Linked DNA regions of Homo sapiens: region 2 is linked to region 1. A link is an interaction called in ENCODE POLR2A ChIA-PET data of the cell type or tissue named here. Cell type or tissue: MCF 10A. All regions are shown on one strand. Links, peaks and the distances in the headings refer to the core of each region. The heading gives the core; the rest is flanking DNA.

What was found. Peaks named below come from ENCODE experiments on the same cell type or tissue, not always from the same donor. Only the 100,000 strongest peaks of a DNase experiment are listed, where the experiment ranks them.
Region 2: POLR2A ChIA-PET joins it to region 1 with 10 read pairs; 21 of 35 experiments call an interaction of 5 or more read pairs at or near these places.

Annotation. Positions count from the first base shown.
Region 1 is chr3:119,475,056-119,488,121 of GRCh38, reverse strand. It overlaps POGLUT1 (protein O-glucosyltransferase 1), which reads right to left. Exons shown (of 11, transcript NM_152305.3): 4 at 10,674-10,809; 5 at 7,950-8,071; 6 at 2,735-2,794; 7 at 1,190-1,289. Among named protein-coding and RNA genes, the nearest start is that of POGLUT1, 13 kb to the right of the region's middle. In MCF 10A, for the core only: no CTCF peak of the experiment used is centred there; no DNase peak of the experiment used is centred there.
Region 2 is chr3:119,670,419-119,676,329 of GRCh38, reverse strand. COX17 (cytochrome c oxidase copper chaperone COX17) reads left to right here. Exons shown (of 3, transcript NM_005694.2): 2 at 1,097-1,185. The coding sequence ends at 1,181. Among named protein-coding and RNA genes, the nearest start is that of COX17, 4.0 kb to the left of the region's middle. In MCF 10A, for the core only: no CTCF peak of the experiment used is centred there; no DNase peak of the experiment used is centred there.

The DNA.
Region 1 (13,066 bases), core at 5,881-8,380:
ATAATACATGCACCTCAGATTTACTTAGTTTTCTCCCAAGAAGTCTAAAGCTTTTCCTCATAGCATCCTCATATGGTATATGGAAATTTCATATAAAGGAAGTTTAGGGCTTTAATTTCTTTGATTAAGGCAAAAAGCCATAGAGTTAAGAGGAGAGAGTGGACTGTAAACCAACGGTCCCATTTCTGGCTTCACCTTAGAATCACTTGAAAAGTTTTAAACAAATGAAGATTCCTGGACACCATTCCCAGAGATTCTGACTCATTTGATTCATTTTCTTAAGCTCTCTGGTTGTATTGCACAGCCAGGGTTGAGACCATTGATTTAAACCAGGGGTTGGCAAACTACGACCCACAGGCCAAATTTGACCCACTGCTTGTTTTTGTCATGGACTAAGAAATTTTTACATTTCAAATGGTTAAAAAAAAAGGCAAAAGAATAATATTTTATGACAACTTAAAATTACATGAAATTCAAATTTCAGTGCCCATAAAGTTTTTATTTTTTATTATTTTTATTTTTATTTACTTATTTTTGAGACGGAGTCTTGCTCTGTCGCCAGGCTGGAGTGCAATGGCGTGATCTCGGCTCACTGCAATCTCTGCCTCCCAGGTTCAAGCGATTCTCCTGCCTCAGCCTCCCCAGTAGCTGGGACTACCGGCACATACCACCATGCCCGGCTAATTTTTGTGTTTTTAGTAGAGACGGGGTTTCACCATGTTGGCCAGGCTGGTCTTGAACTCCTGACCTCAAGTGATCCACCCGCCTCGCCTCCCAAAGTGCTAGGATTACAGGCATGAGCCACCATGCCTGGCCGTAATAAAGTTTTAATAAAAACACTGCCAGGCTCATTCATTTACAAACTGCCCATGTCTGTTGGCAACTGCAATAGAGACCATACGACCTGCAAAACCTACAACATTTACTATTTGGCCCTTCCTGGAAAAAGTTTGTGACCCCTGGTTTAAACCTTCAAAGTAGTGCAATATACTAGTCATAATATGGCCAGAAAAGCAATGTAAGTTTGAAAAAGGAGAATTTACATATATGCTAATGCTGGTTCATGGAACTTTCTTTACATTCACCTCACCACTGACAGGAAACCTAATCTCAAATTCTACCCAGGTGGCAATGTTCTTTGAGTGAGAATGTTCACTGCTGTAGTTCTAGTCAGATGACTGGTGATTACTTTCATAGATTTCCAGGCCTGGTTTTTGGTGTATTCTGCATCAACAAGTTTTGGGTTTTTCCGAGACAGAAGAATGAGAGGATCTCGTTCTGGACTTGTCCTATAAAAGAAACACGTGACATAAAACTGTGTGGCCTGTATTAGAAAACTGTTCCCAATCCCTGAAAGGTGAGCAGGACTAGGACCCAATGCAATGACTCTGCACAAGTGGACAATTCACTGGTGACGTGACAGCGGAGGAGGGGTATACTGGGTACTGCAGCATCTAGGTCATCCAGGGCTGGTCCCCTCTGTACCTTTAGGGTTGGGGGGTACTTGGCCCTTCTTTGCTTGCATTTGGTCTTGAAGGGTATGTTGTTCAGGTCACTATAGTCAAATCCCAGGGAATGATTTCCCTTTTAGGAAAGTTCATGTGGCTTCTATAATCACTGGTGCTCATAACTGTGAGGCTAGGTAGTCACGACTCACTAAAACAGCTACATGACCTTTGTTATGTATGCTCTGTACAGCCCAGTATAATATTTAATTTAAAAAAAATGCACAAAAACCAAAGGGCTTAAAAACCTGACGACTGTATGTGGAAGAATTTCTAGTGATGTTCCAAGTAGCAGAGGGTCTTGACATGTGAGGCATCATGGATTCCTTGATAATCTGTTAAGAACTATGAACCAACCCTCTCTCCTTCCCAGAAAAATGCACATATCCTCACATAATTTCAAGGGAGTCCTAAAACTCTTGAAGTCCAGACATGGTCCCCAAGTTAATTTGTGACTTCAAGATTTAAGAATCAGAGAAGTTGGTAAGAAACAGGACATAGTAGCTGGATAATCCATTTACCTCCTAAAGTCTAGCTCCGAAGTGAAGAGGAGGGTGAAGAGGGAGTATAATCTCTGGCAAGGACTCACTTGCTAAAACTACAAAACCCTGCTCCCTTCATGGTCTTTTCTATTCATCTGCTCCACAGATATTTATCATATATTGACATGCTAGGAACTGTTCTTGGCCTTGGGACTATGGAGCTGAACAACACAGGGTCCTCCTACTACCTTTGCCATTTTTCTCTTCTCTTTCCTCCCTGCTCCCTTCTTCATTTTCAGCAGTCTCAGTCTGTGCTCTTAACCACTATTTGGCAGCCACAGGGTGTGATAAAAAAGGCAGTCAAGAGATATGGTGATGAGTCCTGCTCTGCATTAACCAGCAGAGTACCGTGGCATGATCATAAGCTACTCCTAGGGACTGTAAGAAGACACCCATCTGTTGTGTTTGGCATCACATAATCAATGACCGACACATTTGTGACACTATGTAAAATATCTGTTAAATGACTGAAATGGATGAACTTTACTTCTTTGAATATCAACTCAATCAATGGCGATTTCGGCAAATAATGTGAATTATTCTCGAATCTAAAATTGTGATTCCACATTTCTTTCTTTGTTATCTTAGCTTTCCCTTTGAACTACAGAGCTTGTCATACCCTCAAAGTTACTTACATTTTACATTACTTGGAAGAATATCTTTGTAAAATGTCAGAAAATAACTCACCTTGATCCTCGGAAATATGCTGTAGAGTTTTTCTTTTTCCATGGCCACTGTGCTGCTGACCTAAGAATATAGAATTTAATTAGTTTCAATATATCTTTTTCAACTATATAAGAATGTGCTTTAACCATTTCTGAAGATTAGTTCAGAGCTTCATATTTCTTTTTTTTTTTTGAGACGGAGTCTCGCACTGTCGTCCAGGCTGGAGTGCAGTGGCGCGATCTTGGCTGACTGCAAGCTCCCCTTCCTGGGTTCATGCCATTCTCCTGCCTCAGCCTCCTGAGTAGCTGGGACCACAGGCGCCCGCCACCACGCCCGGCTAATTTTGTGTATTTTTTAGTAGAGACAGGGTTTCACCGTGTTAGCCAGGATGGTCTCTATCTCCTGACTTCGTGATCCGCCTGCCTCGGCCTCCCAAAGTGCTGGGATTACAGGCGTGAGCCACTGTGCCTGGCCAGAGCTTCATATTTCTAAGTAAGTCTAATCAAAGTCACTCAAAAGAAAAAGCCCTAAAGGACACTTTGTTTCCTTTTGCTACCATTTCATTGCTCTGGAGGTGCTACCCAGTTGTATCTACAAATCTACTCCCCATTAACAAGTTAACAACATTGAAAGAAAAGCCCCCAAACCCTGAAGGTCATGATTAGGTCTGTTTATAATTTGGCAAATGTGGATTTCCTCTGTACTTTAAGTAGGGTGCTACTGATGAAATTAATTATGTGTACAGAACTGCAAAAAAATAAAAAAGCATCAGAAATGGAATGAAAGGGAAATCACTCTCTGATTTTATGTTTTCCATAGGTGGGAAGTGTCATCAGATTTAGTTTGATATTTGAAAAGCACCTTTGTATTCTTAAAGCCAGACTAAGTGCTCTATAAAGATGAAGTCCTTGAAAGTCAGATCTCAGTACACATTACCATGACCAGCCTTCCTTACTGAAACTGCTAGCTCACAGATGCATCATTCTTAACTTGCTTCGTAGGAACCCTCCCTGCACAGAAGTCTGCACAGCATCTTCTCTGAAAAAGGAAGGGAAGGCTGAACTGAAGTTAATGAGGGATTGATGGGCTGGATTACAGTAACGGAGAAACTTAGGATATAAACTTTCTAGGCACAGGTCCTTTTCAGATACATATAATGTCATGCTGCTCATTTTCACTCAGCTGAGAACGCTGCTCAGTATTTTCCAGGCCCTCAGACCTCCACCCTCAGCCAACGTGGCTCATCCTCTGGCCTTTTCTGGATGGATCACCTTTACCTGATTCTCCAGTCTAAGGCCAGAACTATCTTGTTTTCCCCATACTTCTTCCTGCCCAAGCAGAGACACTATAGCACTGGATTTTTGTTGTTTTGTTTTTAGTGGAAAATGTTTCATGCTCCTCATGCAAAGTTCTCATGAAAAAGCATAAAGATAAAAGTAAGAAGTCGTCTGGAATCTCCCTGTCCAGAGGTAACAATGTAACATTTTAGCCGAGAATTTCCTTGCAATCATTTATTCATATTAGTAGCTTTCAACTGGGGGTAATTTTGCCCGTCCCTCCCACCCAGGGGACATTTGGCCATGTCTGTAGACATTTTTGATTGTTACTACTAGGGGACTGCTACTGGCATTTAGTGGGTAAAGATCAGAAATGCTGCTGAACAATCCTACAGTGGTTAGGACAGCTCCCAGGACAAAGAATTATCCAGCCCCAAATGTCAGCAACACTAGTACTGAGAAACTTTGCTCTATGTAACAGAGGTCACACCATACATACTGTTAGGTAACAATCTTAATAGGAAATATAAATAATAATAACAGCCAACATCTATATAGCACTTCACTATGTTACAGACATTGTTTTAAGTGCTTTGTAAATAAAAAATCATTCTCACAATCTTAAGAGGTAGGTTTTATCACCCCTATTTTACAAATGAGGTCCTTTAGAGGTTAAGCAACTTGCACAGAGTCATGCAGCTAATAAGAGCCAGGATTTGAACCCAGAGTTTTTAAAACCTACACTGCCTTTCCATTCATGCACGATATTCCATTTTATAATCTCTGGCAAAGACTCACTGCAAAAATTCCATTTTATAGTCATGTTATGATTCACTTCATCCTTTATTGATGGACTTTTAGGTAGTTTCCAACTTTCTGCTCTAAGAAACAACATGGTAGTAAACATCCTTGTACACAAATCTTTGCACATTCATCTGATTAATTCCTTAGGATACATTCTAGACATGAAACAGCTAGGTCAAAGGATACACAGTATACATTTCCAATTTTGATACATATTGTCAAACTATCTAACAAAACATGTATCAATTTATACTCAAAGTTACTTCTCTTTATTTCCTTGGCTCCTGGGGAAGCTGTGTTTCATATACACAAACCCAAACTGTGTATCACTGTTCTCTCTCTTTCATTCTCCTAACCTACCCATCCTCCCTCAAAAGACCTAGGTTAGGACTTGTTTCTCCAGGCAAGTGCTAACGGTGGCCACCACAGCCTGGTGCTACCCCAGCCCTCTTTTTTAAACCCTCTCTGACAGTAACAAATGAAATCTTCGATCTGTAAAGAACAATGAATTCTTCTACAGAGTGAAATATAAATCAGTGGGCACAAACTCCCAAAATATCAGAAAAATAGAATGAACAGTGGCAGGCAGACATCAGTGCAGATGGATAAACAAGCAGATTATTAAATTTTCAAGGTAACAAATGAACATCATTAGAGATTCTAAACAGAGGGTTCTAAAAAACAAAATTGTATTTCTATAACCATGAATAAATTCAATTGAATAAAATGGGAAGGTATCAAAAGAAAAAAGTATTCATATAAGATTAGACTTTAAAACATTCTATCTGCCTAAAAATTGCTTACTAGTTTACCTGGGGGAAAATGGTATTAATAACTACACGGTGGAGTAACTGGATAACACCTTGACCCCAGGAGTTTGAGTCCAGCCTGGGCAACATAGTGAGATCCTGCCTTTTAAAAATAAACAAACAAACAAATAAATAAAGTGACTCTTTCATATGTACTGACATGAAACAAAGACATGGAAAGATTACTTAGATACACCAATAAGTTAGGGGGAAAGTTGCCTGAGTTATACATATTTGTAAAATTTTATGAGCATATATAGGTTTCATAATCAGTAAAAATGTTTTTAAAGATTTTGAAAACAAAGCAGCTGCATGGCAGGTGGGAAAAGAGCTACAAAAAGAAGAATGTGAAAAGGGTATTTGCAAGTACCTGAGGAGGGGGGGAAAGGATTAGAAAATTAAGGCCAAGGCCAAGAATAACTTAGGGAAAAAAAAGTTTAAAACCTTTTTTCCAGCTTAGTGTGGTGGCTCATGCCTGTAATCCCAGCACTTTGGAGGCCAAGGTGGGAGGATCACTTGAGCCCAGGAGTTTGAGATCAGGCTGGGAAACATAGCAAGACCTGTCTCTACAAAAAATTTTAAAAAACAACCAAGAAACAAAAAAACCACACCTTTTTCCCCCCCTCTCAAAATTATGTTCAAAACCCAAAAATAAACAAGAAATGACAGTCTCAATGTCAGGAAAACACAAGGAATATTAACCAGTAAAGTAGGTTGGATAATGCACTTGGAAACCTGGTCTTTAGGCCTAGATTTGCTTCTGACCTTGACCAGATCACTAAACCTTTCTGTACCTTCATTCCCTTATCCCTGAAATAAAGGGCTGGACAAAGACAATTTCTAGTTCCAGTTCTGTAAAATATGAGACTAAGTTATTATTTTTTAAAATTTCCAAATTATACCCACTAGAGAAGTTTGTTTTTTAACAAAGGGCTCTACCCACCACTGAGGACTGCAGCCCTGTACGTTTCTTCAGGAAGGGAATATTACCTTAATCCTCTTTGAATCTTCAGCCACACTTGGGAGAGGTGATAGGTATTTATGGAAACAAGGTTGAATTGTTTGCTTTCCTTATACCTGAGAGAAGGCCTATAATGACTGTGTTTCCGGAAGTTCTCTAATTAAGCACCAAAGTTGTTTGAATCATGATGTAAAATGTAGCTAGGTAAGAAATACCTACAGCTTGGATGAGCTACACAATCTAAATTCTGAAATGATAGCAGGATGGAGTCAACAGGCCAAGGCATGTCTCAGTCATGAATCAGAGAGGATCTGGAATAAGCTTGTACTTGAGATGCTTATGGGACATTTATGCTCCCTCAGCCCTGCCTAAACTACTTAGCTCTCAATTGCCAAGTATGTTTATATTCTTCCAAATAATTTTCTATCCCCCCTATGACGAGGTCATTCATTTTTTCTTACTATGAAAGAATGCACTCTTATTTAAAGAATCTTAAGTATAGAAAAATTGAAAATACTGACTGAGCACAGGGGCTCGTGCCTGTAATCCCAGCACTTTGGGAGGCCGAGGTGGGTGGATCACTTGAGGCCAGGAGTTCCAGACCAGCCTGGGCAACATGGCAAAACCACATCTCTACTAAAAATACAAAAAATTAGCCAGGTGTGGTGGCACATGCCTGTAATCCCAGCTACTCGGGAGGCTGAGGCAAGAGAATTGCTTGAACCTGGGAGGCAGAGGTTGCAGTGAGCCGCGATAGCACCACTGCACTCCAGCCTGGGAGACAGAACATGACTGTGTCGCAAAAAAAAAAAAAAAGAAAGAAAAATTTAAAATACAAAACAAAAGTCTCTGATAATCCCTTGCAAAGAGGCATTGCTGATAGTTTAGGATAGACTATTCTGCCCCTTTCTATGGATATGTAAATATTATTAGACACGTACAAAATTGTTTACACTACAGTTTTCTGTCTTTAATTTTTAACTTAAAAATTAGTCACTTAAAAATAAATAGGCTGGGCGCGGTGGCTCACGCCTGTAATCCCAGCACTTTGGGAGGCTGAGGTGGGCAGATCACCTGAGGTCAGGAGTTCAAGACCAGCCTGACCAACATGGAGACACCCCGTCTCTACTAAAAATACGAAATTAGCCGGGTGTGGTGGCACATGCCTGTAATCCCAGCTACTCGGGAGGCTGAGGCAAGAGAATCACTTGAACCTGGGAGGCGGAGGTTGCGGTGAGCTGAGATCACGCCATTGCACTCTAGCCTGGGCAAAAAGGGCGAAACTCCGTCTCAAAAAAAAAAAAAGTAAATAATTGGTTATATTCTATGGCTTATTTCAAGAAAACCCAGAAAGAGAAAAAATAAAACCTCTTTAAAGGACCTACCTTACCAGATCTTCTCTGAAGAGGTCCCACCGTCCAAGACCTGTAGGATAAATTGGCCAAACAGCAGGTCCCCCTTCCCAAAATGTCCAAGCAGGATACATGATATCATGGTACTCTGATGTCTTCAACAAAAACAGACAGGTCGTCCTAAATCAGTCTTGGAACAGTGAAAAGAGGCAACTGCAATCATGCCACAGGATCTGGACAGCCTTGGTTTAGTGTCACATTGTCAAAGATATATTTTCCCTATTTTCCAAAGTCTAGCCTGTAGACATTAAAAGGCAAAAGTGACTATGGATTAAAAGTCATGGGCTCACTGAATTCCAGAATTCAGAATCACATTAAAGGTCAGCTTTTTCAGTTCCCCCAAATTCTGTTTTTCTAGAGGATATATACTGTTAAGATTTCCAATTTAAGGAAACAATATGCCCAATTCTGAATAATCACAGAGCTCTCTCATTGTTTAACTATTACATTTAAGAGTTTACACTGTCTTACCAGTTTTTGGTTATTTCCCAATGGGTTTTTTTGAGAGTAAGAGCCAAGAAATACATGCAATGGTTAAGAGTGTGGGCTCCTGATGTGGATCACATGGGTTTGGATTCTGACTCCACCTCTTTACAGCTCTAGGCAAGTTACTTAATGGTTCTATGCCTCAGCTTCCTTATCACTGTAATGGGGGAAACAATAATATCAATAATATGATCTAACTAAAAGGTTTATTTTGAATATTAAATGAGTTGATACACGTAAAATTCTTAGAACAGTAGCTGGCACATTGTACATACTTGATAAATATTGGCTAGTGTTATCTCATACTATGGCACTGTTGGGCTCACATTGATTGGTCAATAAATTCTTGGTTATTCACTGATCGGGGTCAGAAGTATGGATGAGCAAAATGAGAAGGGGTGTTATCACATATCTTTTGAAAGAAGTTTGAGGTTGGGCACGGTGGCTCACACCTGTAATCCCAGCACTTTGGGAGGCCGAGACGGGTAGATCACCTGAGGTCAGGAGTTTGAAATCAGCCTGGTCAACATGGTGAAACCCTGTCTCTACTAAAAAATACACACAAAATAATAGCCGGGCATGGTGGCAGGTGCCTATAGTCCCAGATACTCAGGAGGCTGAGGTGGAGAATCACTTGAACCTGGGAGGTGGAGGTTGCAGTGAGCTGAGATCGCGCCACTGCACTCCAGCCTGGGCAACAGAGTGAGACTCTGCCTCAAAAAAAAGAAAAAAGTTTAAAGCCATATGTTCCCCCCTTTTTTTTTTTTTTTTGATCCACCTGCCTCGGCCTCCCAAAGTGCTGGGATTACAGGTGTGAGCCACTACACCTGGCCTCCATTTGTTCCCTTTTTATGGTTACTTCTGTTAAAAATCTGGCCACTGATAAACCTCTAACTCTACTATTTCTTCCACTGGAAATACATGTGCAATATGCTGTTTGCTGTCTCTCAAATATGTAAAAAATGTGATTCATCAAGCACCTTAAACATAACAGCTATTCAATAGAAGCTGCACAATTAACTATAAAGTTGACAGAGTAAAACTCTCCCTTGGAAACTAGAAGTCACTGATTTAAAAAACAGAAGGGAAGTAAAGATGAACGGAAAGTTAGTATACCGACGGTCATACTTTATTATCCATAGAAACAACAGATAGATAACAAACACGAAGTCCCTACTGACTTACATGGGAGCCTCTATCTGTTCTTCTGAGTGAGTTTCATGACAAACAATGGAACCAAACACTTTCGAGAAATGAGGCTAGACCATGGGAAATGCAACACAAATGTGGCCTCTGCCCACTTGCAACACAGGAAATAAAACAAGTCTAGGGAGAAAGTAAACTATGATAAAGAAAAAGTGGGGATAAAAGGTCCCTCTGCTTTAGACAAACCAAATCAGAAATAGTGTTCCTTTTCCCAAATTTCATGGGGTTTTCCTCAATTCACTCTTACCCCATAGAATCTTCCATCCACTCTCTTCTAGCCTTCCTGCCTTCACCCCCAAATGCTTTCCTTGTCTCTAGGGAACCAAGGCCCATCCCTGCCGATACAACATTTACATGAACCTGAGCACTGACAAGACATTCCTTGCCCCCAATTCCCCAAGCCCACAGGTGTATCCTAGCTACTCCAATCTTCCATGATGAGTCTAAAAGATCACCCCCTTGCATAGCCCTCTAGGCTATCTCCAGCCTATCCCTTCAATGCACGGCTTGTACACACACCGTGTGGAGTTATCTGGCACCTTCAGGTTCACTTTTAGCCACCCTGGGCCCCCGGAATATGGTGACAGATGGGACAGCTGATACCCAGCACTATGGCTGAATATATACATAGTAGGAGCTCAACAAACTTTTGGAATGAAGGTGTTCCCTAACTCCAAGCTTTCTTGGACCCCTTCCTCCCATGCTCTGTAAGATCTTCAAGACCCACCTCTAATTCCTGTAGGTTTCTCAGGCCTCTCACGCCCTAGCCTCCATCTCTAGCCCTATAGACACTCAAGCAATCTTACACTACTTACCAGCTCTCAACTTCATCTCCTCTGTCTTTTTGCTCAATCACTGTGATGCTAATAGAGACACAGACCCATTTCTGGACCTCAGTCCTCATCCTTACCATTATCCATCAGACTATGTCACCGGACAAAGATCTCATGCTCATATCCTAGAGGACCACTCTCCATCCACCCATGTGGCTCTCCCTGTACTTACCTTACTGAAGGAGAAGACTGGGATGGCAGGCTCCATCCATTTAGGAACCTGAGGATAATCTCGTACATTGATCACCATCTCCATGTCAGGGAGACGCCCGATCACTTCCAAAATAAAGTGCTCAACACCACTACACCTGTCAACCAGACATACCATAAATTCAGCAGAGTAGTGCCTGCAGGCTCTAGGACAAGGCGAGGTCCCATTCACATTTTAAAGTAAGACAAGCCAGTGTTCCAGTGTTCCATATCATCAGTCTACTGCAAAGTCTCCTGAAAACAATGCTTCTAAAGGGGCTATTCTGCTTTTTTGTATTGTGCAAGTTCACTCATAGCTAAGCTGCTCCAGCTTACAATACTTAATAAAATTTTCCAAATAAATCGTCATAGCTTTGAAGGGAGTATTATTGCTACTTCTACCACTTTATTCATTCCAGTTCTTTTCTTTATTTCCCTTATATGGAATAGTTTAATTAGTAGACAAGATACAAACTCTCGTAATAGCTGAAATAGCTAATTTTCCACCTGTGTTCCTTTGGCTTTGCTCCTCACAAAGACACCATTTTTATTTCCATTATAATTAAGTCTCCTAGTTTATGAGAACAGATAGAAAACCTTTCATTACCTTCAACCTGAATAAAGAACATTATCAAAATCAGTTCTGCAAGCCAGAAAAAGTGTTATATACATAATCATAAATAGTGTAACACAGCTTTCTGACTAGATTCCCTGGGAAATCAGGGATTTCTTGAAAGAAAAAGAAGATACACTGACAGTTTAGCTTGTTTCTGCCTCATCCTCTGAGGTCCTGACCAGCACTATGCTAGGGGCAATATTCAAAGGCTTGATCAAAATTTTCTGGCAGCATGGAAATAACTGATTTAAAATATTGTTTTACTACTTGGGAGACTTAGGCAGAAGGGTTATTTGAGCCCAAGAGTTCTAGACCAGCAACATAGTGACACAGTAGGCAATGTAGTGAGCTCCTCTAGCCAAAAAAAAAAAAAGTGTTTTTTATATAGGGAGATAACTGCAAAAAATATCAACAGTTCACAAACATAGGAAAAGATGCTCAACTGTATTAATAATAAAGAAATGTCAATGAAACTAGATACCAATTTTACCAATCAGATTGGCAAAGATCAAAAAGTCCAATAGTGCAGTGTTGGTAAGGGTGTGAGATCTATTCACAGCATATGATATATCGGTTGTGGAAGTGTTTAGCCTCTTTGTAGGACAATTAGATTCTATTTACCAAGATTTCTCTTTTTTTAAGGTTTTTTTTATTTGAGGCAGGGTCTCTCGCTCTGCCACTCAGGCTGAAGAGTGCAGTGGCATGATCATGGCTCACTGTGGCCTCAAAAATCCTAGGCTCAAGCAATCTTCTCACCTCAGCCTCCTGAGTAGCTGGGACTACAGGTGTGTGCCAACACACCTGGCAACTCTGTATGTGTTTGTGTGTGTGTGTGTGTGTGTGTGTGTGTGTGTGTGTGTGGAGAGACAGTCTTGGTATGTTGTCCAGACTGATCTTGAACTCTTGGGCTCAAGTGATCCTCCCACCTCAGCCTCCCAAAGTGCTGGGATTACAGGTGAGAGCCACTGTGCCCAGCCTGTTTATCAAGATTTTTTTTTTTTTTTGAGATGGAGCCTTGCTCTGTGGCCCAGGCTGGAGTGCAATGGCGCAATCTCAGCTGACTGCAACCTCCACCTCGGGTTTCAAGTGATTCTCCTGCCTCAGCCTCCCGAGTAGCTAGGATTACAGGCACAGGCCACCATGCCCAGCTAATTTTTTTATTTTTAGTAGAGATAGGTTCTCACCATGTTGGCCAGGCTGGTCTTGAACTCCTGACCTCAGATGATCTGCCTGTCTCAGCCATCCAAAGTGCTGGGATAACAGGCGTGAGCCACCTCACCCAGCCTATTTATCAAGATTTTAAAATGACATTAATTGCCCTAGTTATTATACTTTTAGGAATTTAGCCTACATATATATTTACATGAGTGTTCACAGTAACAAGGATGTTCACTGCAGCATTGCTTGCGTTATCCAAAAAGCAAAGTGATGTGGTAAGGGATAATCTAAATGTCCACTGATAGAGGGCTGAATAAAGAAATCCATATAATAAGTTATTATGCAGCCATGAAAAAGTGAGGCATTCTCTATGGACTCTTATGGAACAATCTCAAAATCTACTGTTATATGGAAAAGAAATCTAAGTGCAGAACAGAAGACAGCATGTTTTATTTTGTTGATGAGTCTAGATGCTTGTAAATGTACAGACTATTTCTAGAAGGATATACAAGACACAGAATTCTAATTGTCTTTTGAAAAGAGGTCTCAGGGACTAGCAGTCTGAGGGTCTGAGGTGGAAGAGAAACTTCCTTTTCACTGAA
Region 2 (5,911 bases), core at 183-2,682, 190 kb before region 1:
CTTTTATTAATCCTCAGTACTTTGTAAATAATACGGGTAGGATTGAAAGACTAGTCTGAACAAATTGTTCCAGTGGTAACAGTAAGTGCTGTTGAACCTTGAATGGTATGACAGCATGATTAAGAGTCTGGGATCCACAGTCAAGGTTTGAATCTTAATCCACTAACTTGGTGACCTTGAGCCTCATGTGTCTGTAAAATGACTCTAATAAAAGAAACTCCCTCCAGTATTATTGTAAAGGTTAATGATACAAGCCATGTCAAGTGGCTAACACAGTATACATGGCAATAAATGATCAATGAATGCTAGCTATTATCTTCACAATGATCTCACTATCCCAGGCAATCTCCCATTTGCAGGCAGCTCTTGAGCTATTGAAGGATGGGTAGAGTTTCCATGGAAGGAGAACCTATTCCCTTTGTTAAATTCCCTTTGCCTCGATTGCCTCAGACCACGTGGGTTCTCCCCAAATATCCATAGTCAGGAGTCAGTTTTTCCTTGTAATTGAATTGGGCTTAACTTGATTATTTGCAAAATCACATTTTCAGGCCTTAGAAATAAAGCTGTGTAGTCCTAGTCTTTACTTTGTGAATTTTACAAGTAAAATATTCTTTGATCATCATGAGGGGGTGTTTATCTCGGTCTCCTGGCTACCAGATGTTTTTGATGTAATTAGAAGTAGATTTATTTGGTTGTGTTTGAATGTAGGGCAAAATCAGAAAGTTAATTTCTCTGTGATAATAAGCAAAAAATTGAGCTGTTCTCTGTGCCCTTCATTTAGCATAAATATTTTACTCAGTTTATTTCTTTATAGAGCAGTGTTACTCCTTGGATATTGACTAGAGGCAATATTTAATATGCGTGATTATTTCTTATCAGATTTCCCCCCCAAAATCACTTATCTGTGGAATGTCTTCATAGGCATGGGCATATCATAAGATCAAATAAAAACAAAGCTGTTTGAGGTAATAGCGTTTGTTTTAATTCCAGCTACATTCCATTATACCCGTGTTTTGTCTCACTCCCCATCACTATCATGCATACTTAATAATGTGCTTAATGCATATTTAGATAACAAGTACATTTTGTTTTATAGTATCATCGAGAAAGGAGAAGAACACTGTGGACATCTAATTGAGGCCCACAAGGAATGCATGAGAGCCCTAGGATTTAAAATATGAAATGGTAAGCTTCTTGCTTCAAAGTTGTGTATTGCTTTACAGATTTAGCAACAATTGGGCTACATTCTCTCTGAAAGGTAGTTCACCTGGTTAATCTAAAATGCTTAAGTATCAATTTGAAAAAACCATGATTTTTCAGTTCCCAATGAAGGGAGTAAATTATGTCAGTAAAGACAGTCATTTAGCGGATTGGGGAAGGGGAGAATTGAGCTTTTAAGAAAGGGTTTGACAAAAGCCTTTAGGTCCCATGGCTTTAGGAAAATTGACTGAGGGAACTAAAAGAAACATATTCTCTTTCTTGTTTCTAATAAATATTGTGGGACTTCAGTAAATGCTTTTTTTTTTTTTTTTTTGAGACAGGGTCTCACTCTGTTACCCAGGCTGGGGTGAAGTGGCCCAATCACAGCTCATTGCAGCCTCAACCTGGGAGGTTCAGGTGATCCTCCCCTCAGCCTCCTAAGTAACTGGGACTACAGGTGTGGGCCACCGTGCCTGGCTAATTTTTTGTGTTGTTTTTTAGAGATGGGGTTTCACCATCTTGCCCAGGCTGGTCTCAACCTCTTGGACTCAGGCAATCCTCCTGCCTTGGTCTCCCAAAGTGCTGGGATTAAGAGGTGTGAGCCACTATGCCTGGCCAAGAAATGCTTTTAAGTAGGGAGTGGGTATCCCACGGAAGTATTGCTTTCTGAAAAATGAAAATGGAATTGTAGCATGCTTTATTCGAATAAAACTAAAGCCTCAGGCCATTTTTTTTTTAATTAAAAAGTAAACTTTAATGTCAAAAATGCAAACTTGGGGAAGACAGAAAAGATCACACACAAGGCTGTCACTTCACACTTGGAAGGTTGCACAGCGGCCGGGCAGAGGTGCTCCTCACTTCCCAGACGTGGGGCAGCCGGGCAGTGGTGCTCTTCACTTCCCAGACAGGGCAGAAGCCGGGCCGAGGCACTCCTCACTTCCCAGACAGTGGGCAGCTGGGCAGAGACGCTCCACACTTCCCAGACGGTGGGGCGGCCAGGCAGAGGCGCTCCTCACATCCCAGACAGGGCGGCAGCTGGGCAGAGGCGCTCCTCACATCCCAGACGGGGCAGCAGCTGGGCAGAGGCGCTCCTCACTTCCCAGACGGGGCAGCAGCCGGGCAGAGGGGCACCTCACTTCCCAGATGGGGTGGTGGCCAGGCGGAGAGGCACCTCACTTCCCAGACGGGGTGGCCGGACAGAGGTACTCCTCACTTCCCAGACAGTGGGCAGCCGGGCAGTGGCACTCCTGACATCCCAGACAGGGCGGTGGGCCTCAGGCCATTTTTAAAAGAACTTGGAACTCTTAACCCATTTTAAGTGCTGAAAGGGACCTTAAGTGGTATGTGTCCAACAATTCCACAAACAAATGATACTCTTTTGTTTGGAAGCTCTTTCTTCAGTTATCAACTTAGCTCACCCCCTCACCCCACTCCCTCTTTACTCAGGTCTCTTTCAAAAGTCTCCTTATTAGAGAGGCTTTCCCTCAACACCCCATGTAAATTACATCCCTTCCCCATCACTCTATCATGGTGCTGTCCTAAGACCTTTCTGTGAAGATGGAAATGCTCTGTATCTGCACTTGCCAGTCTGGTAGCCACTAGCCATATGTGGCTGTTGAGCACTTGAATTGTGGCTGGTGAGAGTGAGGTACTGAATTTTTAGTTTGTAAAAATTTTAATAGCTACATGTGGCTAGTGGCTACTCTATTCTATACACTGTCACCTGCATGATACATATATTTTTAATTACCTGTGTTGCTTCACGGCAGCTAGAATGTAAGCTCTGAGAAAGTAGGAATTTTCTATTTCATTTACTGTCATATCCCCACTACCTATAACAGTGCCTGGCTCATAGTAGGTGCTTAATGGAGGATTGTTAAATGAATGAATAAATAAGGAAATTAAAGCTTATAGTTATGAAATGGCCCCCAAGGTGGGTTGTGCAGTATCAGAACTGGAGCCTCAGTCTCCATGCCGATTCCCTCTGCTTTTTGCCCCTACCCTAACTTCCACACCACACTACCACTTTTAACTTAATAACAGCTGAGAGAGAATGCCAAAGCCATATGCCAATATATTAGTACTAGAGAGCCTGGCTTCTTTCCCTTGCACCTCTTTCCTGCCTCTTTGGAATTTCACATATGGCCAGTCTTCCTCACTGAGCTATAAAAAAGGAGGGATAAGGAACTTGTCGCAAGCTGATAAGAAGTTACTGTGTAATGGAAAACAGTCTAGGCTGAAAGTCCTGAGGCTTTGTTTTTATTCTCCTGATGTTTAGTTTATCATGTTTTTAAGTTTAGCTACATTTAGCTTCATCAAGACATTACTCCTCTGAATTTCACTTATTATTTATAAAAAGAGAACCATAATACATTTTGTGATTCTATATATAGTATGGTATATCTACTGTTGTGTAAATGATATACTTAAGTTGCTTTTAGAATAGATGGTTATTTAAAGAAATCCCATAATGAACTATTTTATAAAATAAGTAAATTTGAAGGGGAGTGTGTTCTTAAAAAGTATGTGTACTTTATTAACTATTTTTAAAGATGCAACCTTAACATTTGTACATGGTTTCCTTGTTCATGATCTAACTCCCTCGTCAGTTGTGTAAGCTGTAGGCTTGTGCTGAACTTGCCTTGATAAAAAGGGGTGATTAAATAAAAAGAAATGCTAATTTTAGGAATATCAAAAGCTTATCTTGGACTTCATCTGAACCACAAAGGTGGTACAATTGTTATAAGTGGCATATATTCAAAAGTATCATATGATATCATAGTTTTCTTTATGTTATCAGGGCAGAGAGTGAGAATTATGTTTGTGTACTTCATTTGTGTGTAAAAGAAAATGCAAAAGCTTTAGACTTAGAAAATCTACTGCTTAACTGATTGTGTGGTCTTGGGCAGGTCCTTAACTTTCTGTACCTTGGTTTCCTCATCCGTAAAATGGAGACAATAATACATGCCCAAACTACTTCATAGAGTTGTGATGATTCAATGTAAAATAAATCATCTGTAAAAACCAGAACAGAATAGCTCATACCTTTAGAGTTGTGGATAGCAGACATTCAGTTGAGGTCTGTTAAGTATATGACTTGATTATTATTGAATCCTGGTTACAAGAAGAACAATCTGAATCCATATAGGACCCTTCTGAGAATTCAAACTGCCATGTTTTTCATTTTCAGTGTAATAATATTTTGGGAAGAGGACTGGGTGTTGGATCCTTATTGGTCCCAGGTGTCCTATTTCCCCAACCTCCATGGGGAAATGGAAGCACAGTGAAGTCAAAAAAGACTTGCTCAAGTTAGGAGTGGATAGTGGTAGAATTAGATTAGAGTTAAGATTTTTATATTCTCTAAATCACAGGCACTTTACACTTCACGCCTTGTACTTAATGAGATTTTATTCCAACATATTCATTTTTAGGATTGCACATAATCTTGATCTTCAATCTTAAAACCTCATTATGAATGCTAATTAGAAAGACTTGTTGCGGAAATGTACAGTTGCATATAACCCAGTAAACAGGCCATTGGCTGGAGGGTGAAATCCAACACAACTGTCTGCATTGCTATAAGATAAACTTAACCTAAATCGGTATTTCTTAGACTGTTAGATCACATTTTTCTGAGAATAGCTTCAAAGGAAAAATATTTTGCAAACTTAGATCTCTCTGGCAACGATCATGAAAGTTCCTTAATTCAAAAACCTTTGTAGATTTTAATGTTATTCCTAAGTAGATCTTAATTGTACCTCAAGTGCAGTAGATTGGGAATAAATCTATTATACATTTTTTATACCTTACCTGAAAGTAGGCTACATTCACCCAGTGGTTCTTACCCAGAGGTGCACCTCAGAATCATCTGAAGAATGTTTTCCAGAATTCACAACTTGGGCCCTGGTCTGCACCTGTTGACTGAGAAACTCCTAGATGATTTTCAAGTGCACTCCTCTTTAACAACCACTGGCCTAAGTTGAAGATGAATAGCAGGGATAATGCTAGGCATAAAGTATCTGAAAATTTAGTAGTAGCAAAGGCAGAGACTTGAAAACTCAAGAAAAAATAGGTATGGTGGTGATTTTAGACAATTTTTTTCTATTTTATGACTGCTGCTTTTACTGAAAAGAGTAATTAGAAGAACCTAGAACCTCATTAGAAATATGAGGAAATAGATGGCTACTATCTTCCTGCCTTTAGGAGACAGAAGAAGCCTAAAGAACCTATTTTGGAGACTAAAGTCGTTGAAAGAAATTAAAGGACTAGTACTGAATAGTGGTGATACTCAATATTAAGTTTAACAACTTAACAGTTGGATGCTTAAAATATGCTGAATTGTACACACACACACACACACACACACACACACACACAAAACTGATCATGTATGAAAATATCCCAAGATAATCCAGAAAGAATAATTTCTGCCATTCAAACATTTGTTCATTCAGCAGATATTTATTAAGACCCTGGAAAATACTGAGGAGAGAAAGATTATCCCTCCAGTCAAAGACTTTACATCCAGAGATATAATCAAACAGGTTTAAATCCAGGGTCTTCCACCACACAGCCCCTTTTGTTATGTAGTCAGTCGCAAAAGTCGTAACAATGCTATGGGCTGCTATAATTGAAAGGTTGAATGGCTTCGTTTTTGGTTATCTTTCCAAACTTTTCTATAAATGTATTCTTCCTTTGAGTCTTTTAGAAA